Linked DNA regions of Homo sapiens: region 2 is linked to region 1. A link is a loop called in an ENCODE intact Hi-C map of the cell type or tissue named here. Cell type or tissue: dorsolateral prefrontal cortex. All regions are shown on one strand.

Region 1 (8,000 bases):
TTCCGAATCCCAAGTCTTCCTCTTTCTTGTTTTACTCCCTCATTTTGGGAGAGCACATTCTCAGTTGTTCCTCAAAAGTGTACTTGGAATATAAATTTTTGAGGCCTAGAATGTCTGAAAATATTATTCTAGCTTCATACTTGATAGTTTGGTTGGGTATAGAATTCTCCATCACTTTGACTTATAATTTTGAAGGCACTGCTCTACTATCTTCTAGATTCTGTGTTGTTGAGAAATCTCATGTCATTCTGTTTCCCATTCCTTGTGTTTTCACTGTCCCTCCTACTTTCTTTCTCTGGATATATTTAGGATTTTATCCTTCTCAGTCTATCAGAATTTAACATGATATGGCTTGGTATGTGCCTATTCTATTCACTGGGCTGGATACACAATAAACCTGTTCAATTTGGAAATTAGTATCATTATATACTGATAAATTTCTTACATTATCTATTATTTCATTCCTTTTTATTTTTATTTTTTTGAGACAGAGTCTCGCTCTCTTGTCCAAGCTGGAGTGCAGTGGTGTGATCTCGGCTCACTGCAACCTCTGACCCCTGGGTTCAAGTGATTCTCCGGCCTCACCTTCTGGAGTAGCTGGGACTATAGGTGCGCACCACCATGCCCAGCTAATTTTTCTATTTTTGGTAGAGATGGGGTTTCACCATGTTGGCCAGGCTGGTCTGGAACTCCTGACCTCAGGTGATCCACCTGACTCGGCCTCCCAGAGTGCTGGGATTAAAGACGTGAGCCACTGCACCCGGCCTACTTCATTCCTTCTTATTGCTAAATAATATATTATTGAATGGATGTACCACCTTTTATTTATCCATTTATCACTTGATGACATTTGGATTGTTTCCACTTTTGGGCTATTATAAATAGTGCTGCTATGCACATCTGTGTACACGTTTTTGTGTGGACACGTTTTCACTTTTCTTGGGTTTTCATTCCACCTGGGAATGAAGTCACTGGGTCGTATGGTAACTGTATGCTTAACCATTTGAGGCACTGCCAGACTGTTAACAAAGCACCATTTTGCATTTCCACCAGCAGTGTGAGAGCTGCAGTTTCTCTACATCCTCACACTTACTGTCTTTTTGATTCTAACTATCCTAGTGGATGGGAAGCACTATCTCACTGTGGTTTTGATTTGCATTTCCTTGATGGTGAATGATGTGGAGGATCTTTCCTGCTTATTTTTATTTTTATTTATTTATTTATTTATTTATTTGAGATGGAGTTTTGCTTTTGTCACCCAGGCTACAGTGCAATGGCGCGATCTTGGCTCACCGCAACCTCCGCCTCCCGAGTTCAAGTGATTCTCCTGCCTCAGCCTCCCAAGTAGCTGGGATTACAGGCATGTGCCACCATGCCCGGCTAATTTTGTATTTTTAGTAGAGATGGGGCTTCTCGATGTTGGTGAGTCTGGTCTCAAACTCCTGATCTCAGGAGATCCTCCCACCTCGGCCTCCCCGAGTGCTGGGATTACAGGCATGAGCCACCGTGCCCAGCCTCCTGCTTGTTTTTGTAAATAAAGTTTGGAACACAGCCATGCTAGCTCATTCATTTACATGGTGTCTGTAGCTGGTTTCTCATGATAATGGCAGACTTGGGTGGTTGTGACAGAACCTACAAAGCCTAAGATATTTATTATATAGTCCTTACAGAAAAAGTTTGCTGATTCCTGCTCTACACTACAGAGGCTTATAATCTTGCTGTGAAGGTTTGTTTATATCAAGTTCCCAATATACTGGAAGTGTTAAGCAAATGTAAGTTTCTTCCTTTCCTCCATCTTTCCCTCCCGCCACTCCTCTCTCTCTTCCTTTCTTTCCTAGGGCTCTTTCTCAGAGCAGACAAGATTAGGCCTCCATCTGCAGCTCCAATTTCTCCCTAAAGCTGTCTTCACCTCCCTCCGGCCTGCCCCTCCAGGTATGTCTGTCCACCAGGTGCCAGGTGTGGCTGCCCAAAGATACCTCTGTCTTCCATCAGCCTTCTCCAGGAGGCTTCCCAGGGCAGGGGCTCCACAGGAGGTGTTGCTAGTCTGGAGGTCTCCTAGTGACCATTCATCCCCCCAAGACAAGGGGGTGCTATCCTTGAGGCTGATGGCAGCTTCAAGCTAATCTCCCAGGGACAGGGATGCCCTGGAGGAAGAGGCCCAGGGGGAAGGAAGCCAGGATCACCTCCACTCATCCTCAGGATAATAACTAGAGGGGGCAGGCTCCCCAGTGCTTCCAGAGACCCTTTCATGAAGTTGTTGAGCCCCAGGGTACAGACCAGGGCTGTGGGACCCCAGACTTACTGCCATCTCCTAAGCTTCTTCCTTGGCAAAGTGAAAGCATTGGAAGGATGAGTCTTTTGGGGACAGTGAGGAGGGAGGAGGAGGAAACTGGGAGTCTCTGAAATTTGGCTGGTGAGAGGGGAGCCCAGTCCAAGCTCCTGGTGCCTGAGGAAAGGGCAATGCTGATGAGCCTGAGCAGCAGGAAGGGCCCCAGTTCCCTCCTATCTCGGTCCCCTTCCCACAGCCGCCCCCCACCACCTCTGGGCTGCTTAACTGCAGTAGACTCCTCACTGGTCTCCTCACCCCGATTCTGCCCCCAAGCCCTCTTCCAAGGTAGAATAAAGTTAGGGGTCAGGCTCTGGGCCCGGGTTGGCATATGAGCTCCAGAACTTCCAGCTGAGTGACTTTGGGCACCCACTTACTTTCCTTGTGCTGCTTCCTGATCTATAAAGTGGGAGACCACTGCTGTCTACCTCCTTAGTTGCTGTGAGCCATAAACTCAATAATCCACGTAAAGGGTTTAGGACAATAAATGTTAACTTACTTTTATTTCTCAACGTGCAGAGCTTTATTTCTGAAATAGAAATCTGACCAGTCAGTCCTCTGCTAAAAACCCTCCTAGGGACCCCTGAAGCTATGGGAAGGAGCTTGTTTTGTTTTTGTCACCAGGCTGGAGTGCAGTGGCACGATCTCTGTCACCCAGGCTGGAATGCAGTGGCACGATCTCCACTTACTGCAACCTCTGCCTTCTGGGTTCAAGCAAGTCTTATGCCTCAGTCTACTGAGTAGCTGCGACTACAGACATGTACCACCACGCTGGCTAATTTTTGTACTTTTAGTAGAGATGGGATTTCGCCATGTTGGCCAGGCTGGTCTCGAACTCCTGACCTCAAGTGATCTGCCTGTCTCGGCCTCCCAAAGTGCTGGGATTATAGGTGTGAGCCACTGTGCCGGCAGTGAAGGGGCTTGTTCTGACCCTGAGCTTGCCAGCCTCTGCATGTCTTTACCACACCCCTCCTGCCCACACCCAGCACCCCCTTACGTTCCCTAGTTCACCTGTCAGGGCCTTTCCCTGAGTGATCGGTTCTGCCAGGCGCCCTGCTCTTGTCCCTGTCCCCTCTTCTGGGACGTCCCTCCTTGACTTCCACGCACAGCATGGACACATGGGTGTGCAGAAGTGGAAAGGGGTACTCGGTGCACAGATATCATATGGCATTTTGCAAGCCATGAAGCAGGGCCCCACCCCAGTGGGCTGTTGGTCACTGTGGGTCCCACTGTCTGCTGTTGTGTTTGAAAATAGCCTCTGGCCTTATGCCTCTCCACCTAAGCACATAATGTATGACGTGGGTTCTTAAAACTTGGAATCAGTTAAAATGTATCTTATTTTAAACAAAACTAATCCATGCTATTAGAAGTCAGGAAAGCAATTACCCTAGGGTGGGGCTTCCAGGGTGCTGGGGATGTTCTGATTTTTGATCTGGGTGTTGGTTTCTTCGGTCTTTTCAGTTTATGAAAATCCATCGAAGTTTTCTGTGTGTATATTACCCTCCAATAAAAATGTCAAAACTGTTTTGTTTCGGTAATTTCCTCTTTCACCCCTATATCCCTTGACATACCTGTAGATACAGAACTGTAAAACCTAAGGCAACAATGCCCAGGCTAAATAATTCATAATCCAATTCCATAAGTGCCATTTACTCTGTGCTGGGCCCTGTGCTGGGGGCCCAGGGGACTGAATCAACCACAGCCCAGTCCTCCAGAAACTCCTGGTCTGTGGGGATGGGGAAATGCAGCCTAGCATGGGGTGGAGAGGTCATAAAAGCAGATCCAAGAGGAGGGGATGTCACTGCTTTCTAGAGAATCATAAAGCCAAGAGGGACATAGGGGCATAACAGAGATCAACAGGTTACTTGAGGGTTTGGTATATGCCGGCCGTTTCTGTTCTAAATGCTTTTCCATGTGGTGGCTAACTTAATCCTCAAAGTAACAGGAACACCGGGAGGTAGGTACTATCATTTTCACCTTTTCACAGTGAGGAAAGAATCACAGAAGAGCCAGGTAACCTATCTAAGTATAATCAGCCAGAAAGTGGGAGAGATAAGACTTGAACCCAGGCTGTCAGCTTCAGAACTCAACTCGTGCTCAGCCTCCAGGCTAAACTGTGCTGTGGGGAAAATAATGTTCAGTTAAATGCCCAAATACACAACGAGGCTCGACATACAGATGTGCTCCATGAACAATGGCTACTACTGACAATAAGAAAGAAACAACCTATTAGAGAAAAAGTTAACCTGAAACTGAACATGACGCCTTTTGCTCATTCATTAAGATCGGCCACGCCGCCTTCCGGGAACTGGATGCCCCCGGGAGCTCAGCCATACCCTAAGAAAAGGAGATTTTGTAGCTGGGCCTGAAGGATAAACTGAGCGGATTGGGTCAGGTGAGCTGTGAGGGAGGGTGCACCCAGCAGAGAGAGCAATAGTGGCAAAAGCCCAGAGGTGCAAAAATGTGTGTGTTTGCAAGCTTAGCTGGGCAGAGCTCGCGATTCAGAGGCGCTTCAGCCTTCTCCCTCTTAAAAACTGGACCTCGGGCGCCACCTGGTGGCGACCTCTGATACTAATAGGGCAGAAACAACCAGCTGGGGCAAAAGTTCCCCACACCCTTCTCTCCTGGACCATTTGTTCCTCCTGTCTCTTTCCCCACAAATGGATTTGCTGTAAAATGGACTTTTACAGCTGTTAACGTCAATTTAAAAATTTAAAAAGTCAATTGACTTTGACAGCTGTAAAAGTCCATTTTACAGCAAGTCCATCTGGGGGAAAGAGACAAGGTGTTGGGATGTGGATGGGATGGGAGTGGTGAAGACATGGTGAGGTCAGTGTCAAAACAAGCCCCTTCCCGGCCGATCGCAGTGTCTCACGCCTGTAATCCTAGCACTTTGGGAGGTCGAGATGGGTGGATCATTTGAGGTCAGGAGTTTGAGACCAACCTGGCCAACATGGCGAAGCCCTGTCTCTATTAAAAGTACAAAAATTAACCCGTGTGGTGGGGAGTGCCTGTAGTCCCAGCTACTCGGGAGACTGAAGCATGAGAATCGCTTGAACCCAGAAGGCAGAGGTTGCAGTAAGTGGAGATCGTGTCACTGCACTCCAGCCTAGGCAACAGGGTGAGACCCTGTCTCAAAAACAAAAACAAAACAAGCTCTTTCCCATATAGCTTCAGGGGTCCCCAGGAGGGTTTTAAACAGAGGACTGACATGGTCAGACTTCTATTAGAGAAAGAACACTCTGAGCATTGAGAAATAACAACTAAGGTAAAATTTTAATTTAAAAGTACATTGATTTTCCAGTTATTAAGGCAACGCGTGCTCATTGTAGAAAATGTGGAAATTATAGAAAAGAATAAAGAAGAAAATAAGTCACCCTTAATTCCATCACCCAGAATAACCACTACTAATATTTTGGCATATCTGCCTCCAGTGTTTTTCCCTGCATATAATTTTCACAGAGCTGAGGATTAAACTCGCTGGTGTTTAAATGTATGTTGAGTATTTTTGTGGACAAAGTCTTGGTGTGTGAATAAGTGTGGGTGTTGGGAGCTGGTGCTGGTGTCAGACCACTCTGAGTTTGAATCCTGTCTTTGCCTTTACTAGCTGTGACTTGGGCAAGCGCCTTCTCTTCTCGGAGTAGTAGCCATTTCCTTCACCATCTGTAAAATGTGATTAACAATGGGACCCATCCCAGAGCTGGTTTACAGATTAAATGACATGATGTATGCAAAATGCTTAGGACAGTGCCTGTCGCAGAGAGGTTACTCACCAGTAACAGATTACTACCTAAAGCTTTGTCTTTCCGACTCTTATCAGCAGTCTCTAGAAATGAGATTGATTTCAAGGTTCAAGGATATGAAGAGCCACAAGGTTGTTACGGTTTGCCAAAACTGAGTGGAAAATTTTAAGCAAGATCTCGTGTCTCCGGCACCACAGCTGTTCTCATTTGTCTCTATATTCTTCCAGGCCCTGTTTACGCAGAGCACTTTTTAAGCATTGTAATTGCAATGCTTGCACCAGTTCCCTTAATGTTACATCATCAACATTTTCCTAAGCGGCTGAAGCTGTCATTGACAGCGTTTGCTATCATTCACTTAACCATTTTTTAATTGTTGACTATCTGGGCAGTCTAATTTTTCATTCATTCATTCATTCATTCATTCATTCATTCATTCAACAGTTCCAGAATGCCTACTCTGTGCCAGGCACTGAACTAGGCACTAGGATATTGTGGTCAGCAAGAACAACACACCCTTTATATTCTGGCACCCAGACTCTGGCTGGCAAGACAGGCTATAACAAGTAAACAAACAAGTAACACTCCAACTGTAAACTATGGTGAGTGCTGGGAAGGAAAAGGAGAGAACTCCCGGAGAACTTTATTTTCACATTTGTGTATTTTTTGGAAGTAATCCTAGTCCTGAAATCTAACCTGCTTTTGCTTCTTAGCAGACACAGCTAAAGCTTTTCTTGAAGAAGTCTCATGTGGGTTTGGATTTTCCACTAACACATTTTAGAATTTCCTGAGAAGTCAAGGGTGCCATGGTATTCAAAGACCTGACAGTCGGGCTCAAGTGGGCCTTGTTTCCTTTCTTTTCTCCCTTGCTCAGAGGCTTGTATTTCAACTGGTCCAGTCTGCTCCCTGCCCTCTTGAAGAAGCAGATGATTATCCCCTTCTTAAATCTTGCTTCACCTTTTCTTCATCTTCCCTCTCAGTACAGGGCCTCCATGAGCCCTGGGAGTCTTTAAGCCAATGGGCAAAAGCACCCCCATCCCATGGCCAAAGCCATGATGGGTGAGGCTTTGCACACATTGGATTTCAACGCCCGCAAGGCCTCTTGCATGACTGCAGCAGCCCTATCCATAGCTCTTCAGTGACCACCCCACCTAGCTTTCTATCAACCTGATTCCTACTCCACCTCGAAGACTCAGCTTATAGTCTCTCTCTTATAGGAAGCCTGGTCTAGCTTTCTAATTCACAGTAAATTCTCTATTTCTTGAGCTACTGGATGAATTTTATTTTTTACTCTTTGCCTCATTGGCACTTAATCATATACTCCCTCATGACACCTCCTATTTTCCTCTCTTGCATAATTATTTCATCTGAATAAGTCTGACTTAGATGAAGAGATCAGAGGTATCTGTGCAGATGTATCATTTACACTGAATAATGAAGGAGCAGTAGCCAGAGATCTAAAGAAAGGCAGAGGGCATGTGCAAAGGCCCTGAGGCAGAAGAGGTCTCGGGATGTGAAGCCAAAATGAATATTTCTATATGGGATTGTCCTTACAGATTTGACATATGAGGCTGAAAATGACTCATTCATTAATACATCCATACTACTTTGTTCATACTACCATGAACAAAGCAAGGGCCACTGTGTTCCAAGACCCAAGAGATGGGGATACAGAGATGAATCAGACAAGATTTGTTCTTGCCCAGACTAATGGTGGAGGCTGAGATGATTTCTAGATAGTGTGACAGACAGACCAGGGTTGAGAGTTGTGGATGAGAATTATGGGTGTGAATAGAAGAGCACAGAGAGTAACTATTTCTGCCTGAGGCACTGGGAAAAGTTTGTCTAAGAACAGACATGAAGGAAGGGAAGTCCAGACAGAAGGAACAATGTTTACAAAGGCATGGAGGCAGGGAGAGGGGTTGATTTCAGAA
Region 2 (8,000 bases), 250 kb before region 1:
GAGGCCTACAGCTGAAAGAGTTTGCCCAAGAACACGAAACAGAGAAGGAGCTGGAATCCAGGGCTCCTGGCCCCCAGGCCAAGGTCCTTCCCCAGTTGGCTCTCAAGATGGAGTTTGTTTGAGGCCCTGATTTCTGCCCCATCTGCCCAAAAGGTCAAATTCAGGCAGCCCACCCCCAACCCAGAGAGCGTCTTGTTTCTCAGAACCCACGAACTCAGGCACTGGAGGGAGCTGGGAATCTCAGAACCCTCACTCTGAGCCCTCACTCCGAGCCCTCCCTCCTTCCTCTTCCTTCCCTCTTCCTTTGGCTCCTCTGCAGACCTCTGGCTGGACTGGCTCTTCCTTCCTCTTTCCCCAGAACCCTCTCCCCACCCCCAGCAGCACTGGGGATAGACAGAGAGGAGGGATCTCAGCCCAGGCCTGGACCTTGAGGCACATGGGCAGCAAATGTGCAAGGCAAGAGTTCATTTGCTGCCACCCCGTCAGGCAGCCTGCGTTCTTGGACACAAGAAACTGAAATCCACCTCCCCAGCCTCCTGCTGGCCCTGCTGCTGCTCAGGGCCCACAACACAGGTCATTTTCTCTGCCCAGTGGGCCCTCAGAGTCAGGCAAGCAGCAATCACCCTCCCTGCCAACATCACTGTTTCCAGAGGCTACAAGCTCTCGGAGGCAAGCTCCTCCAAGAGGCATGAGTTCCGCCTCGGCCCTTACTAGCTGTGTGACTTTGAGCAAATCACCTTGCCTCCCTAAATGGCCAAGCCCTCATCACTAACATGGAGATAATTGTATGCATGGGCTTTAAAGGAGAAAAGAGATAGCATGGATAAGCACCTGGCACAGAACCTGGCATTTAAATGGTTAATGTCATTATGAAGTAGAGGAAATGTCCCTCTTCTGACCATGGCTTTTCACCAGATTTGTATCATTTATTTTCAAATCCTTTCTGAGTCTAATCTAGTTTTTAAGTTCTGTCCTATAGCACAGAGTTCAAAGTTTAACTTAATAACCAGTTCCTGGCTGAGCGCAGTGGCTCACGCCTGTAATCCCAACATTTTGGGATGCTGAGGTGAGTGGATCACCTGAGGTCAGGAGTTCGAAACCAGCCTGGCCAACATGGTGAAACCCCGTCTCTACCAAAAATACAAAAATTAACTGTGCATTGTGTCATGCACCTGTAATCCCAGCTACTCAGGAGGCTGAGGCAGGAGAATCACTTGAACCCGAGAGGCAGATGTTGCAGTGAGCTGAGATTGCGCCACTGCACTCCAGCCTGGGCAACAGAGGGAGACTCTGTCTCAAAAATAAAAATAATAAAATAACCAGTTCCTTAGTGCTTACTTTGTGCCGAGCACCTGGAACAGGGAAGAATAAGACAGAAGCTTCTGTGCCCACAAGGTACCCACACTGTGATGGGGGACACAGACATTGACCACTGACCAGGCAATGACCATGGGATAAGTCCTGGGAAAGAGGAGAAGAGGAGGCAGGTGAGGTACATGCAGGGCACCTAACTCAGTCCCCAGGGTCTTCCCAGAGAAAAGGTGTTCGTAGCAGAGAAGACAGTAGGTGCAAAGGCCCAGAGACAGAGAGTTCCCCTTTAGAGGAACTGTGAGAAGTAGATTGCATCTCAAGTGGATAACAGCTAGTACAGTTGACCCTTAAACAATGCAGGGGTGGCGAGGCACGGTGGCTCATGCCTGTAATCCCAGCACTTTGGGAGGCTAAGACAGGTGGATCACTTGAGGTCAGGAGTTCGAGACCAGCCTGGCCAACATGGTGAAACCCTGTCTCTACTAAAAATACAAAAATTATCTGGGCATCGTGGCAGGCACCTGTAATTCCAGCTACTCAGGAGGCTGAGGCAGGAGAATCACTTGAACCCAGGAGGCAGAGGTTGCAAGGAGCCTAGATCATGCCACTGCACCCCAGCCTGGCAACAGAACTAGACTCTGTCTCAAAAAAATAAAAATAATGCAGGGATTAGGGAAACTGACCCCCATGCAGTCAAAAATTCACATATAACTTTTGACTCCCCAAAAACCTAACCATTGATAGCCTACCGTTGTCCAGAAGCCTTACCAATAACATAACAGATGATTAACACATATTTTATATGTTATATATATTATATGCTATATTCTTACAATAAAGTAAATTAGAGAAAAGAAAATAGAGCCCCAATAAAAACTCTGAACACTGAGCTCAGATGCACTTCCTCAGTTGGCAATACTCCACAGATATTGTCACATTGATTCTAGGAGAGTGACACATTCTGATTCCATGGGAAGGACAATGGAAGCTTTACTTCATGTTTGAAAGAAACCCCCCTGGGCTCTGCCCTATACATCTCTCCCTTTGGCTGATCTTAATCTGTATTCTTTCCCTGTAATAAACTATAACCATGAGTATAACGGCTTTCAGTGAGTCTTGTGAGTCTTTCTAGCAAATTACGGAATCTGAGGGTGGTTTGGGGAACCTCTTGAACTTGTAGCTGGTATCAGAAGTGATGGTGGACAGGCATCGTGGCTCATGCCTGTAATCCCAGCACTTTGGGAGGCTGAGATGGGTGGATCACTTGAGGCCAGGAGTTCGAGACCAGCCTGAGCAACATAATGGTACTGTGTCTCTACAAAAAATAAAAAATCAGCCTGGCATGGTAGTGCATGCCTGTAGTCCCAGCTATTCAGGAGGCTGAGGTGGGAGGATCACGTGAGTCCAGGAGGTCAAGACTGCAGTGAGCCATAATCATACCATTGCACTCGAGCCTGGGTGATAGACTGAGACTCTGTTTCAAAAATAATAATAAACAAATAAATGAATAAATTTTAAAACTTTAAAATTTTTTGTCCAGGCACAGTAGCGCACACCTGTAATCCCAGCATTTTGGGAGTCCAAGGTGGGCAGATCACTTGAGCTCAGGAGCTCGAGACCAGCTTGGGCAACATAGTGAGACTTCATCTCTGGGGGAAAAAAATTAACACAAAAAATTATTTTTTAATTTTTTAATTAAAAAAAATTTTTAAGAAATGAAGGTGGGCCGGGCACAGTGGCTCACGCCTGTAATCCAAGCACTTTGGGAGGCCGAGGCGGGCGGATCACAAGGTCAGGAGATCGAGACCATCCTGGCTAACACGGTGAAACCCTGTCTCTACTAAAAATACAAAAAAAAAAAAAAAAAAAAAGCCAGGCTTGGTGGCACGCACCTGTAGTCCCAGCTACTTGGGAGGCTGAGGCAGAAGAATCACTCACACCTTGGAGGTGGTGGTTGCAGTGAGCCGAGATCACACCACTGCACTCCAGCCTGGGCAACAGAGCCAGACTCCATCTCAAAAAAAAAAAAAAGAAAGAAAGAAAGAAATGAAAGTGGTCTTGTGTGGAGTCTCTGCCCTCTAACCTTGTAGTTGGCCCAACTTAGCACAATTTCTTATGTGATATTTCAGTTAATAGTGCCTCTTAGGCACTATTATCATCAATCCCATTTTGGAGATTGGGAAAATGAGATAAGGAACCTGACTGAGGTCACACAGTTATCAAATGACAAAAGCGAAATTTAAAAGCAGATACCAGCAGGGCTTGATGGCTCACGCCTGTAATCCCAGCACTTTGGGAGGCCAAGGCGGGAGGATCATGAGGTCAGGAGATTGAGACCATCCTGGCTAACAGGGTGAAACCCCATCTCTACTAAAAAAAAAAAAAAATACAAAAAATTAGCCAGGCGTGGTGGCAGGCGCTTGTAGTCCCAGCTACTGGGGAGGCTGAGGCAGGAGAATGGCGTGAACCCAGGAGGCGGAGCTTGCAGTGAGCTGAGATTGCGCCACTGCACTCCAGCCTGGGCGACAGAGTGAGACTCCATTGCAAAAAAAAAAAAAAAAAAAAAAAAAAAGCAGATACCCAGGCACTAGCATCTACTCCTGTAACCACTGTGCTATGCTGCCCAGCTAGTGGGGGAAAGAGGGGGCTTGTGGGAAGCAGAGCTAGAGGGTTTGTAAGAGACTATTTCTAAGAGGGTGGCAATTCTAAGAGGCAGCCTGGCAAAAAGGCTAAGTTTTGTCCTGGGGGTAATAGGGAGCCATTGATGGTTTCAAGCAGGGAGAATATAAGTATTCATGCATTTTAACAAAGTCCCTCTGGATGTAGACTGGGGAGTGGATTGCAGACAGGCCTGAGTGGGGAGAAGACCAGGTGAGGACAATGACGCGGCTGGACCCGAGTCGTGGTCTTGAGAATAGAGAGCATGGGACACATGCCATATGTGCCTAAAAGGTAGGCTTGACAGGACTTCGGGACAGACCGGATTTAGGGGAAAAGAGAGGGGGAAGAGTCAAGGGTAAAACCCAGGCTTCCAGATTAGACAATTAGGGTATTAAGTCCCTTAGACTGGGAAAGACAGAAGGAAGAACAGATTTGAGGTGGGCCATACCACCATTAATAGTCCCAGATTCCCAAAGGGGTCAATGCCCCAGAACAGGGCAACCCCCACCCAGGCACAGGATCCCGTGTCTAGACCATCAGTTACCAGGACAATGCAGCTAGCTCCCAGCAGAGAAGTGGCACCCTCCCCTGCCTGTGAGTGGCCACCAGGTGGCAGCATAGGCCGCCTTTTTCCAGGGCTGGCCTGGCAGGCCGGCCAGAGGAGGGAGAAGGAAGCATCTATTGCTGCTGGAGATGCAGCTTTGCCACGAGACCACGGAAACTGGACCACAGGCCTGTGGAGATGAGTTCCTGCAGCTATGAAGTCAAAAAAGCACCAATCTAGTAGTCAGGAGTCCTGGGTTCTAGATACACCAGGGACCCAGAGCAGACACCTGCCCCTCTCTGAGGCTATGGGTTTTCCTTAAAGAGGGCAAACCCTCCTTAAGGAAAGAAGGCCAGAGCTGCCAGACGGAGTATTAATTCCTTCTCTGTTTTCCATCCCCGACAGCTGTGGCTTTTAACCATATTTTTAGAGGCAACTTCTTTTTTTACAAGCAAAATCCAAAGACCCTCTCACTCCCTGCACCTCCATCCCATGTATAAAACAGAAAACATGTTTACACTGATCTGCTGTGGTTGGAGTAGAAGCTGGGGACTCTCCCAAGCCCACACAGAAGATAAAATCTTCACCCTGACGTTGAGGCCCCTACCTCTCCAGTGCCATCCTCATTCTCCTATCCAGACTGAGCGATCTTTGCCCATCCTGGACCTTCTCTTGGGAATATCCTTCCCCTCCTCTCTTGATTCAAACCCTCCTCATCCTTCAATGTCAGATCCCTTGACACCTCCTCCAGGGAGCCCTCTCCAAAGCCCCTAATGGAAAGCGTCACTCCCTCTACCACACTGCCCTGGCACCTCAGTCCCCCACAAGTACCAAGCACCTGCTGTGTCCGGGCAATGCAAACAAGTGAACAGCATCTCTCTTCTCTCTGATCCTGAGCACCTGCGGGGGTCAGGGGAGGGGACCATGCCTGTTTCCCCCATAACAGAGTGTGCCCAGCCTCACCCAGCTAGGAGCTGGCAGACCAGCCTCTGCCCCACCAGGCTTCACTGAGCCACGTTAGTGGTCACCTTTTCTGGGCTTCAGCTTCCCCCCTCTGTATAATGGGGGCAGCTAACACCTAATCAGGACTGTGTGTAGAATCAGGACTAGCTACGTAATTTGAGGGGCCCTTTGAAAAATAAAAATATGCAGCCCCTTGTTCAAATATTAAAATGTTCAAGACAATGGCAGTAGAAGATTAAACCAAGCACAAGTCACACACCTGTGGAGTCTGTGCACTACACAAGAGGTCTGAAATCAGCCAACCTATGCCCAAGTGTGGGGCTGTGTCAGCCAAAAAAGATGGTCCGTTTTCTTCATGTAAGTTCACTTTCTGTTGGTCAAGCTGGGGACCAGCAGGACTGCATCCTCCCATTAGGGAGCACCTTTTCTCAAGTCAGACAAAGGTATGGTATTGGCCAGCAGGCACCCTGCCCGACTTCATAGCACTACCATGTAAAATGGGCTTGTTGAGTGAGGAGAGAGAACCAAAATCCAGACACAAGAAATTGGAGACCAGGGGCCAGGTGTAGTGGCAGGCACCCATAATCCCACACTCGGGAGGCTGAGGCAGGAGAATCACTTGAACCTGGGAGGCAGAGGTTGCAGTGAGCCGAGATCATACCACAGCACTCCAGCCTGGGTGACAAAGTGAGACTCTGTTTAAAAAAAAAAGATAGTGGGGATTTATACCAGAGATGTGCAATCAGGACAAGCCAAAGGGTGGAGATCCGAAACTGCAAACCTCACCTCAGAGCAATGTGATTCAAGGCCAACTTCCAAGTTCAGAGGTCAACAGCAGTTGCTCAGTCCTTGCCTTGTTCTTTCAGCCAGTATTTACTGAGCACCTACTATGTGCCAAGCACAGTTCCAGGCTTCATGATACAGCAGTGAGCAGGACAAAGTCCCCTTCCTCCCAGGGTTCACATTCTTGCGGTGGGGAGAGGAAATAAACATTATTGAAAGAAAATAAATGAACCACCCAACTAAAGATAAGTGATATGAAGAGAATTAAACAGGGTGAGAGGGAAGGACTGCTGGTAGGTGGGCTGGTTCATATAGGGTGGCCAGGGAGGGTCTCCCTGAGGAGGTGACATTTGAGCTGGGCTCTGAATGAAATGGGGCCAGCTGGTGCCCCAGCTGCAAAGCATGGGGGTGGGCGTGCGGAGCTGCCTGCAGGAGGAGAGCCTGCAGAACCACACTTTGCTAAAAAGGCGAAGGCGAAGGCAGGCTGGGCAGGAAGTCTGGCCCCCTGTAACCATATCCCCAGGAAGGAGGAAGCCAGGAAGACGCTTTCAGCAGTCGTATTCATCAAGGCCTCTGCTCTAACCCGGGGCAGCACCAGAGGCTCCTCAGGCCCGATCCACCTTCGGCCAGGCCGCCTGGGGAGGGGACAGCAAGGGAGGGAGGATAACCCTGGATTCTCTTCCAGACAATAAATGCTTCCAGGTTCCTAGGGAGCATTCTGTGGGTCACAGCTGCATCTGATCTCAATTACCCCAGGGTGTAGGGTTCCCCGGCCGGGCAGGGATAGGGGTGGAGGGGAGGCCGTTTCTCCATAATCAGAATCTCCTGGCCTAGTGGGTGAAGACACCTCAGGACAGGTCCCCAAAATTTCAGGACGCAGGAAAAGGGTTCTCCCCAAAAAGAGAGGTCTGGCTGTGTGTGAGTGGAGGCTCTGCTTCACAGCCATTTTGCTGTGTGACCTGGTGCCACTCACTTAACCTCTCTGGGCCCCTGTGGGAACTGTGAAGATTCAACCTTTTCCTTTCCTACCTTTTCCCACCAAAGAGGCAAGAGGACAATCTAGGCCAAGAGGGCAAAGCTCAATGCTATGGGCTGGGCTGGGCTGCAATGGGTGGGGTTGCTAACTCCTTACTTTTTCCTGACTTGATTAGATCTTAACCCTTATGCAAATATGTCCCCGCCCAAGATTATGGTGCCAGCATTGTCAGGAGTAACATCTCCCAAAACAGAGCAGGGCCGAGTCCCATTCCTCAACCAGCTGGGGCAAGACACTTTATATCTCTGGGCCTCAGTTTACTCATGTCCACCTCCAAAAGGGACGTGAGGATTCAGTATCAGGTGTGACGCCGGTTCACCCAGTAAGTGATCATTCCATCAGTTTTTCAATCAACAACCACCATGAAAGTGGCAATGCCTCTAAGCACGGGAGAAAGCCCCCGGTTTGTAAAAATTTTGCACAATAGGGTTTTTGTTATTGATGGCCTTAAGCAAGTTTTTCCTCTTCCGGGTCTCTGTTTCCCATCCATAAAGGTGCCTGCAAACAACGTTCCGCTCAGAAGAGGGTGTTTTAGGCCAGAGTTGTGGGGCGTGGCTCAAGCTACAGTGGTAGGTTTCTTAGCTGGTGAAACTTTCCTCCGAAATCCTGGGTTTCACTGTGCACCTTCTCTTGTCAGGAGGCTGAGGAACCGTAGCACAGGGTTGGGTTTTTAGCGGAGCAGGAAACTGGACGCGGGGAGTG

What was found. Peaks named below come from ENCODE experiments on the same cell type or tissue, not always from the same donor. Only the 100,000 strongest peaks of a DNase experiment are listed, where the experiment ranks them.
Region 2: it touches region 1 in a loop (9-fold over the local background); 68 of 110 quality-filtered maps call a loop at or near these places.

The regions. Positions count from the first base shown.
Region 1 is chr9:122,096,347-122,104,346 of GRCh38, reverse strand. No RefSeq gene overlaps it. Among named protein-coding and RNA genes, the nearest start is that of TTLL11, 7.0 kb to the right of the region's middle. In dorsolateral prefrontal cortex, CTCF peaks have their summits at 4,668 and 4,879 (motif pointing left); a DNase peak (open chromatin) is centred at 4,856; H3K4me3 peaks cover 379 bases; H3K27ac peaks cover 1,811 bases.
Region 2 is chr9:122,347,338-122,355,337 of GRCh38, reverse strand. No RefSeq gene overlaps it. Among named protein-coding and RNA genes, the nearest start is that of PTGS1, 20 kb to the left of the region's middle. RefSeq lists a silencer at 4,530-4,736. In dorsolateral prefrontal cortex, CTCF peaks have their summits at 4,373 and 4,578 (motif pointing right); DNase peaks (open chromatin) are centred at 382 and 4,577; H3K4me3 peaks cover 495 bases; H3K27ac peaks cover 126 bases.